Regions from separate parts of the Homo sapiens genome. Here region 2 is linked to region 1. A link is an interaction called in ENCODE POLR2A ChIA-PET data of the cell type or tissue named here. Cell type or tissue: Caco-2. All regions are shown on one strand. Each heading gives the region's core, and the rest is flanking DNA. Links, peaks and the distances in the headings are about the cores only.

Region 1 (9,017 bases), core at 1,627-6,626:
ATCTAAAACACTTGTAATTTCCTGAGTAATAGGGGTGAGAGGAGTGTCTTTTGTTATCCATAGTAAGCCCCTTCCAAGCACACCTGAGTTTATACTAATGAGGTGATTCCTAGAAGATGGGGGCCAGTTTCCAGAGAAACCAACCAGATGATCAGAGGGCTGGAACTTTCAGCTCCATCGCCAACCTCTGGGGAGGAGAAAGGGGCTGGAGATTGACTCCAATGGTCAATGATTTCATCAATTCTGTCTAAGTAATGGAACCTATGTTCAAACCCTAAACAACAGGGTTCCAAGAGTTTCTGGCTTAGTGAACACACTGTGGTGCTGGGAAGATGGCAAGCCTAAATAGAGCATGGATGCTCCAAGCCCTCACCCATACTTGCCCTCGGTGCATCTTCCATTTGGCTGTCCATCTGTAAACTTTGTCATATTCTTTATTTTTTTATTATTATTATTGCAGACAGAGTCTCACTCGTTTTCCAGGCTGGAGTGCAGTGGCACGATTTCAGCTCACTGCAACCTCCACCTCCTCAGTTCAGGCGATTCTCTCAGCCTCCCCAGTAGCTGGGATTACAGCGCCTGCCACTACACCCAGCCAATTTTTGTATTTTTAGTAGAGATGGAGTTTCATCATGTTGGCCAGGCTGGTCTTGAACTCCTGACCTCTCAGGTGATCCACCCACCTCAGCCTCCCAAAGTGCTGGGATTACAAGCATGAGCCACTGCGCCCGGCCTTGTCATATTCTTTATAATAAACCGGTAAATGTAAGTAAATGTCTCCCTGAGTTTGTGAGCCATTATGGCAAATTATCAAACAAGAGGAGGGTGTTGGGAAAGCCCCAGTTGATAGCCAATTGGTGAGAAGTACAGATGAGAATCTGGAACTTGTGATTGACATCTGAAGTTAGGAGCAGTCTTGTGAGCCTGAGTCCTTAACCTGTGGGAACTTCATTAATTCCAGGTAATTAGTGCCAGACTTGAGTTAGATGGGAGGACACACAATTGGTGACCATTGAGAACTGGAGAATTGCTTGGTGTGGAAAACCCACACATTTGATGTCAAAAGTGTGTGGGCAGAGGAAACAGTTTTTATTTAGTATGTCAGATGTGACAAGTGCTAAAGAGAAATAAAGAGGGAAACAGAAGATGAAATATCTGGGTGTCTTTGTATGTGGAATTTTAGATAGTGTGGCCAAGGCAGGCCCCCTGAGAAGTAACTTTTGTGTTAAGACCTAAAGGAAGTGAGGGAACTAGCCATGTAGACTATCTAGAGGACAAGCTTCCAGGCTGAGGGGCTACAAAGTGCAAAGGTTCTGTGGCAGCAGCAAGCTGTTGTGTCCCAGAAACAGCAAAAACCAGTGTAGCCAGATCAGAGTAAGCTAGGAGGAGGTGAAGGGTCTTGTGGAACACAGCAAGGATTTTGGCTTTCACTTTGCATGATGGGATCCTGGGGAAATGCATTTCCCTGCAAGTACAACAGGGAGAGTTAGGGCAGGGAATGGATCTCAGAGCAAGAAATATAAATGTGGTACATGTGGTTTCACTGGGGCTTCTTGATGGTATGGGAGAGGGAAACTACAGCCAAAGAGCAGCAAGAAAGGAATAACTACAGTTCCCGTGGTGGCCCTGCTTTCTCCTCTGTTCTGATCCCAAAGTGGTTGATTCCTTCCCCTCACCCTTGTCTCAGACCAACCACTCTAGCACTCCTAGTTTACCCATTCCATTAGCTCCTTTATAAGCAGACACCAGCAACATGAGGCAGTAGGGGAAGAAAAGGATAGGACAAATTCCTCGGAGCTCTGTGGATCTTGAAAAGAGTCCATCCCTGTTGGTCAGAATATTTCAGGACTTTACGGAGAGCACAGTGAAATAGTAAGAGTGATGGGCCTGTGCCACCCAGTCGGGCCAGGATCTTCTGAAGTCTGATCCTAGCCAGGTGCACTGGGGCACACCTGTAGTCCCAAAGACTTGGGAGAATGAAATGGGAGGATCACTTGAGCCCAGGAGTTTGAAGCTGCTGTGAGCTATGATTGCGGCACTGCATTCCATCCATGGGTGACAGAGTGAAACTCCATATCAAAAAATATACACAAAAAACAAAGTCTGATCCTTGCTAGGATACAAGAGGGAAATCCAGCGGCAGATAGACAGGCCTTATTTATGAAAACAAACAAGACCATGGCATCCCATGGAATTTCTAAGGTACATTTTATAATGGGACCCCTTGAGATTTTACCACACCAGCATTTTTAGTGACTGAAAGGATGAAAATTCTGATCAGGCCCTTGCTTGCTTGCACTTGTGTTTTGCCCAATATTCCTTCTATAATATAATTATAAACTGCTGATGTACTGTTTTCTTTGTCAAGCAAAAGAATATAACTTCAGGGTCTTGAAAAAAAAATTGCAGAAGGAACAGGCATAGTGGCTCATGCCTGTAATCCCAGCACTTCGGGAGGCGGAGGCAGGCAGATTACTTGAGGTCATGAGTTCGAGACAACCTTGGCCAACATAGTGAAACATCATCTCTACCAAAAAAAAACAAAAAACAAAAATTAGCTGGGTGATACGTGCCTGTAGTCCCAGTTATTCAGGAGGCTGAGGTGGCAGAATCGCTTGAACCTGGGAGACGGAGGTTACAGTGAGCTGAGATCATGTCACTGCAGTCCAGCCTGGGCAATAGAGTGAGACCCTGTCTCAAAAAAAAAAAAAAAAAAAAGCAGAAGATTCGGATGAATTACTTTAAGGATGTTATGTCCAATTGCTGATGCCCAGAAGTCTGGTTGTTCAAGGCATTATCGGAGACTGAAGAAACATAGACTTTTCCCCTCAGGTCTCTGAAACTCCCCCTCCTTTACTCTCCAGCTGCATAAAAACTCCCCACTTCGGGCCAGGCACAGTGGCTCAAGCCTGTAATCCCAGCACTTTGGGAGGCCGAGGCCGGCAGATCACCTGAGGTCAGGAGTCTGAGAACAGCCTGGCCAACATGGTGAAACCCTGTCTCTACTAAACATACAAAAATTAGCCAGGCGTAGTGGTGCACACTGTAATCCCAGCTACTAGGGAGGCTGAGGCAGGAGAATCACTTGAACCTGCAGCCTCGACGTTCCAGGCTCAAGGGATTCTCCCACCTCAGCCTCCTGAGTAGCTGCGACCACAGGCGACTGCCACCACACCCAGCTAATTTTATTTTATTTTGTAGTGACAAGTCTTATTATATGCCCAGGCTGGAAATTCATCTTTTAATTCCCATAGGTGAGCCCTCTGCCAAAACAGTAGTAAAAAGCTGGAAGTACTTTAAAGCCCAGCTGTAGAAAGAGTTTTAAATCACTCATTTTGCATGTCATCCTGCTCTTGGACAGATTCAAGACTTACTGCTAACTGAAAAGATGGGTGAAGAGTAGTGTGTAGTGTGGGGTTTTTGAGTAAGGGGAAAATGGAGGAAATATATTTATGCATATTAATATATATACATGTATGGGAACCTCCCACACGAGCGGGTTCCCAAAATATTAGGAAAAATAACAATAAAAATAATGCAAATACAAACAACACAGTATAACTACATTGTATTAGGTATTACAAGTAATCCATAGCTGATTTAAAGTGTGTGGGAGGATGTGCGTAGTTGTAGGTAAATACTATGCCATTTTATAGGAGGGACTTCAGCATCCGCAGATTTTAGTATGGGGTGCTTGCTGTCCTGGAGCTAATCTGCCTGCGGATACCGAGGGACGACTGGAGATCATCTAGGAAGGGCACGCAAAAACCCTAACAGTGGTTGCTTCGGGGAAAGAGAATGGGGGAACTCAGGGTAGGGATGCAAAAGAGACTTGCCGCCGCGAATCACGCCGAGGTGCCCCGCATCCAGCCCTGTGCTCCCGCCCCGGTCCAGGCGCGCTGCCAGGCAGAGTCCCTTGCCCAGCCCCAGAGAAGGCAGCCCATCTCCTGGGCACCGATCCTGAACGTCGGCCAACCTTGCAGGCCTAGCGAAGACCCCAAATTCGACGCGGCAGGCCTGAGGCCTGGGGAAAAAGTGACCCGAATTTCCCGCAATCTCAAGGACACCCAGGGGCGCTCCAGCCCCTCACAGCCCTCCTCCCTCATTCACTCTCACGCCTCGCCTCGCCTCCGGCTCCGGCCTCTCCGCGCCCAGTCACTCCCACGCCCCGTCACTCCCACGCCCCGCCCCTCCTCTCACCCGCGTAGTGCTCTCAGTCTCTCTTGCGCCCCGCCCTTCTGCCCTGCGTCACTCGTGAGCCCCGCCCCTCCTCTCGTCCCGCCCCCCTCTCGTCCCGCCCCTCCTCTCGTCCCTCCCCTCCGCTCGCCCCTCCCCTCCTCTCGTCCCGCCCCGCCCTTCTGCCCTTCGTCACTCGTGAGCCCCGCCCCTCCTCTCGCCGCGCCCCGCCCCACGGCTCGCAGAGGTCCGGAGCTTTCCCGTCAGCAATGAGTCAAGACCGGAAGTCTGGGAAAGGGTGCTCTCAGTTCCCGACAGCGGGGGCTGGACAAGACGGAGACGGTACTGGCAATACGTCGGTTGAAGGGAAGCGGAGCGGAGCACGCGCGGGCTGTGACGAGGGAGCGGAGAAACAGCTGTCCCGTTAGCCTCGTGTTGACGTCCCGGGTTCAGCCCCAGGAGGACGAAAAGACTGTGCCGTGTCCTTCCCGAGGGGAGTGGCGTTCCCATTGACCTGCATACCTCACCTCATACTCGTGCGTGGACGTGTTCCAGCCAAGTCCCGTTCACTCCAGCTCCTCCGTCTCCACCCTAATCCTAATTATTGGTGTTTCGTTTGAAAGGGTTCTGTGAATTTGTCAAGCAGGAAAATTTGGGGTCCGACAGAATTAAGCAATTCTCTTTAATTAAATAGCTTGCGGAGTCTTTAATTTGTTAATATGCATTTTTCTAATCGTAACTAACTTTTGCTTTACATTTACTTTTTTTTTTGAGACGGAGTTTGGCTCTTGGCTCTTGTTGCCCAGCCTGGAGTGCAATGGCGCGATCTCCGCTCACTGCAACCTCCGCCTCCCAGGTGCAAGCGATTCTCCTGGCTCAGCCTCCCGAGTAGCTGGGATTTCAGGCATGTGCCACCACGCCCAGCTAATTTTGTATTTTTAGTAGAGATGGGGGTTTCTCCGTGTTGGTCAGGCTGGTCTGGAACTCCCGACCTCAGGTGATCCACCCGCCTCGGCCTCCCAAAGTGCTGGAATTAAGGCGTGAGCCACCACCGTGCGTGGCCTGCTTTACATTTACTTTCTGTAAGGCTAAGTAATTTACAGTGTCATCTAATCCTTTTAATAATCTTATGAAGTAACCATTATCAAGATATTACAGATGAAGAAATAAAATTGTAGAGACATGCCCAAGATCCCCTTATATTAAGTGACGGAGCTAAATCCAAACCCAAATCATTTATACTGATTGCCCGCAAATCCCTTTTTACACTGGTGCATCACTTGAAACCAGTCCTACAAAGAATGTGCTTTTATCTTGGAGTCCTTGGAGAGGTAAACTGAGGTTCGAACCAAATAAAGGAACATGAGCCCCGGCCCTACCATGGAAGGGGTGGATTGCCTAGCTTCTTCTGGCCACAAGGTGAGGCAGTGAGGAAACTGCAGGAGGCTGGGTTTGGGGTCCCAGCAGTACTTCCTGCTGCCTTGAACAAATGCAGCTGCTCACTTTTACACCCCTTGCAGAACACTCCCCAAATATACCAGTGAAACCCTGAAGGCAAGGCCAGTGCTGGAAGGAATCTAAGCCTCCTGCTCCTGAGGGAAAGGATTTTATTTATTTATTTTTATTTTATTTTTGAGACGGAGTCTGGCTCTGTCGCCCAGGCTGGAGTGCAGTGGTGCTATCTCGGCTCACTGCAACCTCCGCCTCCCCTCCCGGGTTCAAGAGATTCTCCTGCCTCAGCTTCCAGAGTAGCTGGGATTACAGGCGCACGCCACCACACCCGGCTAATTTTTGTATTTTTGGTAGAGACGGGTTTCACCATGTTGGTCAGGCTGGTCTCGAACTCCTGACCTCATGATCCGCTCACCTGGGCCTCTGAAAGTGCTAGGATTACAGGCCTGAGCACCGCGCCCGGCCAGGAATGGATTTTAAAACCCTTAGGAGGCCGGGCACCGTGGCTCACGCCTGTAATCCCAGCACTTTGGGAAGCCGAGGCGGGCGGATCACGAGGTCAGGAGATCGAGACCATCCCGGCTAACACGGTGAAACCCCGTATCTACTAAAAATATTAAAAATTAGCTAGGCATGGTGGCGTTCGCCTGTAGTCCCAGCTATTCGGGAGGCTGAGCCAGGAGAATGGCATGAACCCGGGAGGGGAGGCGGAGCTGGCAGTGAGCCGATATCACACCACTGTACTCCAACCTGGGTGCGACACTCTGTCTCAAAAAAAATATAAATATAAATATAAATAAATAAATAAAAACCCTTAGGAGTAGGTGGTGAGAACTTCACCCAGCCCTATCAGGAGTTGGGGGTATGGAGAGAGGAATGGATTTTGAACAGATTTGACTCCCATCTCCTTCTAAGGGAAGATACATAGACAAGAATAAATGTCTTTTGTAGAAGTCTGGGAATAAGACAAGGAAGCCCACTGGGCAGGGACTTGGCAACTAGAGGCAAATAGAATGGTATGAGACCACGGACTTGAGAAGTTCATGTTAGGATGATACTCCAAAAGGCCCAGCAGAAAAAAGCTGCACCTTGCTCAGCACAGGGTACCCAGGGACAAGGCCAGTCCAACACATCGGAGAGCATTAGGGTGCCAGAGTCCAGCCACAGGGACCTGAGGTTGCCTCCGTTTTCTGCTACCTCTAGGTCATTGGTTGCTCCACCTTCACCAAGATGCTACCTCGGGGAAGATAAGGGAGTGTTCCAATTACCTATTGGTGTGTAACAAACCACTCCAAACTTACTGGTACAAAACAGCAACCAGTTTATTATGTCATGGATTCTGTGGGTCAAGAATTCGGAAAGGGTATAGTGGGGATGACTTGTCTCTGCTTCAGAATCACTGAGACTTCAGCTGAGAAGACTTGGAAGCCTGAGATGACTTAAAAGCTTGGGGCTGGAATCATTTGGAGTTGCTCATTCACATATGTAAAAGGTAAACTAAGGCACAAAAAAAAAATTTTAAGAGCTCATTTGACCAGCCGGGTGCTGTGGCTCATGCCTGTAATCCCAGCACTTTGGGAGGCCGAGTCGGGTGGATCACGAGGTCAGGATTTGAGACCAGTCTGGCCAACATAATGAAACCCCGTCTCTACTAAAAATACAAAAAATTAGCCAGGCGTGGTGGCACGCGCCTGTAATCCCAGCTACTTGGGAGGCTGAGGCAGGAGAAATGTGTGACTGGGGAGGCAGAGGTTGCAGTGAGCCGAGATCGCACCACTGCACTCCAGCCCAGGTGACAGTGCGAGACTCCATCTCAAAAAAAAAAAAAATAGAGTTCATTTGAATAGGAAGCAATTAATGAATTGGGAAATACCAAACCAAAAGAAGTTTAATTTTCTCATGACAAATCATCAGGGGCAAGTATTTATGGGGTAAATGTGGAGCAAAATAAATAATTTGATTGATTGCAATTTTACAGTTGCCTTATTCATTCATTCACCTTCTTGGAAAGTCCCTAGTTATATAAGTTTTTGGCTACTTCCAATTGGTTGAGCTTAAGTTTTGTTTTTCTTTAATACAGGCATTTACAAGAAATGGCTCAACATAAGTTTCCCTTGTGTTTGTAAATCAAGGTTGAGGTCACTTATGAGGCCTAACTGGTTTTGTCTGCTCAGAGATTCTTCAGGCCTGGTCTCCATTTTAATTTACTTCAACATATGTCTGAGGTTATGCTGGCTGTTGGCTGGGATCTCGGCTAGGATTGTCAGCAGGAACACCTACGTGGTTTCTCCATGAGGTTGCTCTGCTTCCTCATATCCAAGGTGGCTGGATTCTGAGTGACTCCTAAGACAATCAAGTGGAAGATGTATAACCTTTTTTGACCTTGCATCACTTCCACCTTACCTACAGGCCCACCCAAGTTCAAGAGGAAGGAATACAGACTCCACCTCTTAATGGGAGGAGTGTCACACTAAAGAAGAGCATGTGGTGTGGAATATCTTGTTACAACTCTCTTGAAAAAAGTACAACCTGGCTGGGCGCCATAGCTCACGCCTGTAATCCCAGCACTTTGGGAGGCCGAGGCAGGCGGATCACCTGAGGTCAGGAGTTCAAGACCAGCCTGACCAACATGGAGAAACCCCATCTCTACTAAAAATACAAAATTAGCTGGGTGTGGTGGCGCAGCTAACGTGGCTCCCAGCTACTTGGGAGGCTGAGGCAGGAGAATCGCCTGAACCCAGGAGGTGGAGGTTGCAGTGAGCCGAGATTGCACCACTGCACTCCAGCCTGGGCAACAAGAGGGAAACTCCCTCTTAAAAAAAAAAAAAGAAAAGAAAAATACAACCTGCCACAGCCATTAAATTTCAAAGTGGTTATACAGAAATAGATAACCAGGACTTAGTGCTATGGGGGTTTACTTAGTTCACCTAGGTAACTGCTTGGTATTGTTCGATTTGCTACAATGAAATCTGCTAGTATTCCTTCTCTAATTAAAAAAATAACTTTAGGCTGGGAGTGGTGGCTCATGCCTGTAATCCCAGCACTTTGGGAGGCCGAGTCAAGCAGATCACTTGAGCCCAGGAGTTCGAGACAAGCCTGGGCGACATGGTGAAACCCTGTCTCTATAAAAAATACAAAAATTAGCTGGGCATGGTGGTGCAAGCCTGTGGGCCTAGCTGCTCGGGAGGCTGAGATTGGAGGATCACCTGAGCCTGGGGAGGTCGAGGCTATAATGAGCTTCGATCTTGCCACTGCACTCCAGCCTGGGTGACAGAGTGAGATCCTGTATCAAAAAAAAAAAAAGTGTTTAAAAATAAATAACTTTAAAAGAAGACACCTGAAATTGTGGCCAGACCTAGATTCTCATTCTGATTCCAATATTAACTGAT
Region 2 (5,000 bases), core at 1-5,000, 310 kb after region 1:
CGTGGTGGCTCACGCCTATAATCCCAGCACTTTGGGAGGCCAAGGCAGGTGAATCCCTTGAGGCCAGGAGTTTGAGACCAGCCTGGGCAACACGGCAAAATCCCGTCTCTACAAAAAATACAAAAGTTAGCCAGGCATGGTAGTATACCTGTGGTCCCAGCTACTTGGGAGGATTGCCTGAATCCAAGGAGACTGAAGTTGCAGTGAGCCATGATCGCGCCACTACACTCTAGCCTGGGTGACAGAGTGAGACTCTGTGTCAAAAAAAAAAAAAAAAAAAGAGGAGGCGAAGTTCAGAACTGGGGAGACATCTGCCATGCCTCCTAAAGGAAGGCCGTGGAGAAGGCGGCTGAGGTCACTCTTTCACTGGAACAGGCAGCCTCTGGCCTCAGGAGATTTTCTCATAGTTTTCTGGCCACCCCCACCCCCTTCCCTCTAAATCTGGTGTGTCCTGAGAGCTGGAGTTGAGGCTGTGATTTGGGATGGGGCAGAGCTGGCCATGGTGGGTGGAGGGGCAGTGTGGAGCAGGGGTTAGGATCTCAGGAGTTTGGGAGAAGCTGAATCCTGGTTCTCCCACCCACAGTGTGGCTGTTGTGGTGACTCAGCCAGGCTCAGACTCTGGCTCCGGGGGGTTTAGGGGACTTATCTGTGCTGGGAGCTGTGTCTGGGCCAGAGTGGGGCTGCCTCAAGGCCTGTCCTCCCCATTGTTCTCATCTCCCTTTGTGATTGTGTGGCCCCCCTCCCCAGACACTAATCTGTGGGTGGGCGTTTTGCCCAGGCTGGGAAGCTCTCACTAAGCTGGGGGGCTTAGTACAATGGGGGGTAAGTGAGGGAGGTGGATGAAGGCGGAGAGGGAATCTTCTGGTTTTTAAAGTTCCTTAGCACTCCAAGGCCAAGGTTATGGGGCAAAGAGTGGATGGAAAGGGGTTTGCTGGGTTGTTTGTGTCACCTGTCCTGGATGGTGAGCTTCGGTGCGTCCCTCCTAGGTCCTTTCTCACCCCAGACTCACCCACATACTCCAGCTCTCGGTGGAGATTGTTGCTGTCAGGTAAGGGGAGGCAGGAGTTAACAAAGGAGCATGAGACCCTAGACAGCCTGGACCCCTCCCCCTAGCCCCAGGCAGGATTCCCCTCACCCCCCCAAACCCACACCAGACAACCCTTACCCAGGCCTGGAGCCAGAGCTGGTTTTTCTGGTGGTGGCAGCAGCAGAGCCCTGACAGAGATTCCCAGGGAGAGGCCTCCTTGGGGGGCCAGAGCTGCTGAGGGGCCCAGGGGAGTGGCTGGGGGTAGTGGTGAGAAGGTTGGCAGTCCTTTTAGTAGGAACCTGAGGAGCAAGGGGAGAGGGAACATTTGTTTTGTTCTGCTGGGGAGTCCTTAATGGCAAGTTCCCATCACCTGGAGGGACAGTGACCTCATCTCTGGGTACTTCCACCTTGAGCCTGAGATTAATATGTCTTCAAGTCTTGGGGTAAGGTGGGGAAGGATGCTGGGGGTGACATTCCAGGCAGGATGCAGAGGCAAAGGCTCACAGCCACATACCACAGACCAAGGGCAGCTGAGACAGAGAGACATGTGGAAGCCAAGATAAACCGACAGCAAAATATTTACTATGTGTGCAGAGTTCCGCGAGACAAGAATGCACTCCATGCATACAGAGGGTGTGACATGCACACGGAATCATGTGTGCACACACATTCACACATACTGATACACAGCTCTTCCCTCTGGACACAGACAAGTAAGTACGTATATGCCCCTAAGATAAGACATGAACACATATATGTGCCAAACACCCACCAGTTTATGCAAGAAGATAGCCTCACATGCGTTTGAACCAGCACTAAGATTGGCCAGGCCCTCAGCCACAGCTCCCCATACACAAAAAACTCATACTTACTCCCTTCCTCCTTCTCACAGACCCACCTCTACGATCCCCTACATTCACATCTGTAAGTCCCAGCAGGGGATACTGATGGAGAAAGGCCCCTCATAAAGAAAAGATACTTCCTTAAAGATGCTCTTGATGGCTGGGTGTCAGCAAGTGCCAGCCTCAGTTTCCCCTCCTGAGATCAGAGGCCAGGCTCACATAGGAAGGAAAGTTGAGACCCAGGCATAGGGTGGGGAAGAGCCAGCCAGCCCAAACCTGGAATGGAGGGCCTGTCTGGGAGCGGGCGGGGTACACAAAGGGCTGGGCTCCAAAGAGGCCCGTGGGGGCCTGGCCAGGGTGGGGGAGGCCAAGGGCAGGGATCCCGTCTGGCCAGTTGGGCCTGTTCTCTCCCTTGCGCAAGGTGGTGGTGGCTGTGGCTAGGCTTGCTGCTGTGAGGCAGCTTCTGAGTCACCAAGGCTCCTGACCAGCGTCCTGGTACTCCAGGGAGGAGGGGTGGGAGGGTCAGAGGGAGGAGTGTCTAACCAGCCGGAGTCCACCAGCCTCAGTAAACAATTTGCAACAGAAGGGTCCCTGGGCTTGGCCTGGCCTGGCCACCACATGCCCTCAAGGTGACCTCACCAGGCAGGCAATGTGTCTCCTTTGGTCTGATGACATCATCATGCTGACGCCAGGCTGACACTGGGTGGAGGAGAGAAGGAGGAGGCAGTCCTGGCCTGCCCTGGCCTGGAAACCTGGACTTCTGGGTCTGTTTAGACAAGGACAGGGATTCTAGGGCCCAAATTCTATTTTCTCTTCTCTTGTACCCTAGGGTGGTAGGGGGGTATGCAGCTGGAGGAGGGTGTTGCCTCAGGCTGAGATGTTCCTACTAAGTAGTGGATTTAGAACAATGAGGATCTGTGGGAGATATCCAGAAGGGAATTTCCTGTTTTACTGGGTTCCTCGGTCTGTGAAGCTTCAGTGTGTCCCCTAGGGGTGGGGATCGTGGACTCACAGGTGAGAACATGGAGGATTGACATTCAGGCATGCGCTGGGTATCTAATGCCTGCTGTACCCTAAGAAGGTATTTTCCAAGGGAAATATAGGTGATTAGTGGTGGGGAGGCAGCAGGTGGTTGGCTAGTATAGGAATAGGGATGGAAAATATGCCATCTGATATTGTCTCAGAAATAGTCTTTAGAAAGGTTTGAGTGTCCTAATGGGGCAGGTCTTGGGATCCCTGTGACCTTCACAGACACCAGCGTTTGAAGCAGAGGATATGTTGTGCTGGAGATCCCCTACCCAAGCTCACTCACAGCCCTTCCTTGGCAGCCCTGTTCTTTCCAGTGCCAGGAGGAGAAAAAGCCTGGGAGGGGTGCGGGTGGTTAGCTGGACTCCCAGGCTGGGCTGGGTGGGACCAACATTAGCTTAGGCAGGTCAGGGCTCTGGTATCTGGCCCTGCAGGTCTATCCTGTCCCATCTGGGCCCTCTCAGCATCCTTCTTCCCTCTCCTTCTGGTAGCAGGGCCACAGGAACCCCTTCCTGTGCTCTATGTGCTGCCTCACTAAAACTCTCTGATCCATTCTGGTGGGGCTTCATTTCCTCCCTCCATGCCTGCCTCCTTCCATCCCTATTTTTTTCCTCTGTCCAGTCTGGAGGTGCTCCCTTTGGCAGTGAACCCAATTAGCTAGCCCAGCCTATCCTGCCTCCACCCCAAGGTTACCATGTAATGTTCCTCCCTGGCCAGCCCAATGCTTGTTCCTCCTCATTTTTTTTGGTGGCGGGGGGATGGTGTCTTGCTTTGTTGCCCAAGCTGGAGGTCAGTGGCATGATCTTAGCTCACTGCAACCTCCACCTCCTGGGTTCACCAGTTCTCCTACCTCAGCCTCCCGAGTAGCTGGGACTACAGGCGCCCGCCACCACGCCCATCTAATTTTTTTATTTTTAGTAGAGACAGGGTTTCACCATTTTGGCCAGGCTGGTCTCAAACTCCTGACCTCAGGTGATCTGCCTGCCTCAGCTTCCCAAAGTGCTGGGATTAGGGTGTGAGCCACTGTGCCCAGCCTGTTCCTCCTCATTCTACACTTTCCTTCTGTCTCTCTCATTTATTAATTCACCTGTTCATTCATTCACTTGGTCAATAAATGTTGACGGAACCCACATACCACTGAGCACTAAATCAGAAACAATGGTTCCAATGGTGATGTGAGGCCCAGAAAATAGGGATAAAGTGCTGTGATGGGAATGAAAGCAGGGTGCTGGGGAGCACAGAGGAAGGGCACCTAATGCTGCCTGGGGTGGGGGTGGGAGGAGGGAGGACTCCTGCTGGAAATGATGTCTAAGCGGAGTCTTAAATGATGAGTAGGTGCTACCAGATATAGGGAGGAGGGCATTCCAGGCAGCGGGTACGGTGTGAGCAGAGGTGAGGAACAACAAGGTGTGTGGCTTGCTGGGCAGAGGCAGGGACAACACACTGTTGGGGGTTGCTGGGGCACGCGTTCCAAGGCAAGGAGCTCCTGCCATCCCAGCATGTTCCTTTGCTCTGCCCCCAGGCCCCAATCCCCATATTTCACTTTTGATTCCATGACTCCAAATTTATTTCTTCCCAAAAATGAACATCCTCAGGCCCTGTCTCCCTCATAAGTTACTCATCCTAGAAATTTAGGAGCTGCCTTTGAGTCTTTCCTCTCCTTCATCTCTCTTTCTGGTCAGTGACCAAATCCCTGTCAAATCTCCCCCCAGAACTGTCCCCTCCTCTCCACCCTAGCACTACTGCACCCAGGCTGCAGCTGCAGCCTTCAGTGACTGCCCCTCACCACTTGCTCATGGCACTCCCTGGCTAAGGAACCTTTAGTGACTCCCCATTTCCTCTTGACCAAGTATGAATTCCTTTGCTGGTATGGAAGTTCCCCGGTGATTTGGCCCCACCCTGTCCCAACCATATTTTCCACTCCTGCTCAACACACACACCCTGTCTTAGGCTGGGTCCTCTCCTCTTTGCTTCCTAAACAAGCCACCTTCTCCATCTCCTTGGTGTTTGCTCACCGTGGTTCCTGATTTAGAATGCCTTTCTAGGCCTCTCTCCCTCCTAATCCTACCCAACTCATGCATGGGGCCCTCCCAAATGATTCAGTC

The links. ChIA-PET counts read pairs that join two places held together with the same protein. Peaks named below come from ENCODE experiments on the same cell type or tissue, not always from the same donor. Only the 100,000 strongest peaks of a DNase experiment are listed, where the experiment ranks them.
Region 2: POLR2A ChIA-PET joins it to region 1 with 11 read pairs; 3 of 35 experiments call an interaction of 5 or more read pairs at or near these places.

The regions. Positions count from the first base shown.
Region 1 is chr1:161,385,416-161,394,432 of GRCh38, reverse strand. LOC124904443 (a long non-coding RNA gene) reads right to left here. Exons shown (of 2, transcript XR_007066693.1): 1 at 8,835-9,017; 2 at 6,926-7,971. Among named protein-coding and RNA genes, the nearest start is that of TRV-CAC1-1, 9.8 kb to the left of the region's middle. RefSeq lists a silencer at 4,152-4,371 and an enhancer at 4,552-4,751. In Caco-2, for the core only: no CTCF peak of the experiment used is centred there; a DNase peak (open chromatin) is centred at 4,342; H3K4me3 peaks cover 1,403 bases.
Region 2 is chr1:161,080,978-161,085,977 of GRCh38, reverse strand. All of the region lies in intron 1 of NECTIN4 (nectin cell adhesion molecule 4), which reads left to right. NECTIN4-AS1 (NECTIN4 antisense RNA 1) reads right to left here and starts at 2,152. Exons shown (of 4, transcript NR_183641.1): 1 at 1,900-2,152; 2 at 1,166-1,326; 3 at 950-1,041. In Caco-2, for the core only: no CTCF peak of the experiment used is centred there; DNase peaks (open chromatin) are centred at 1,567, 2,347 and 2,840.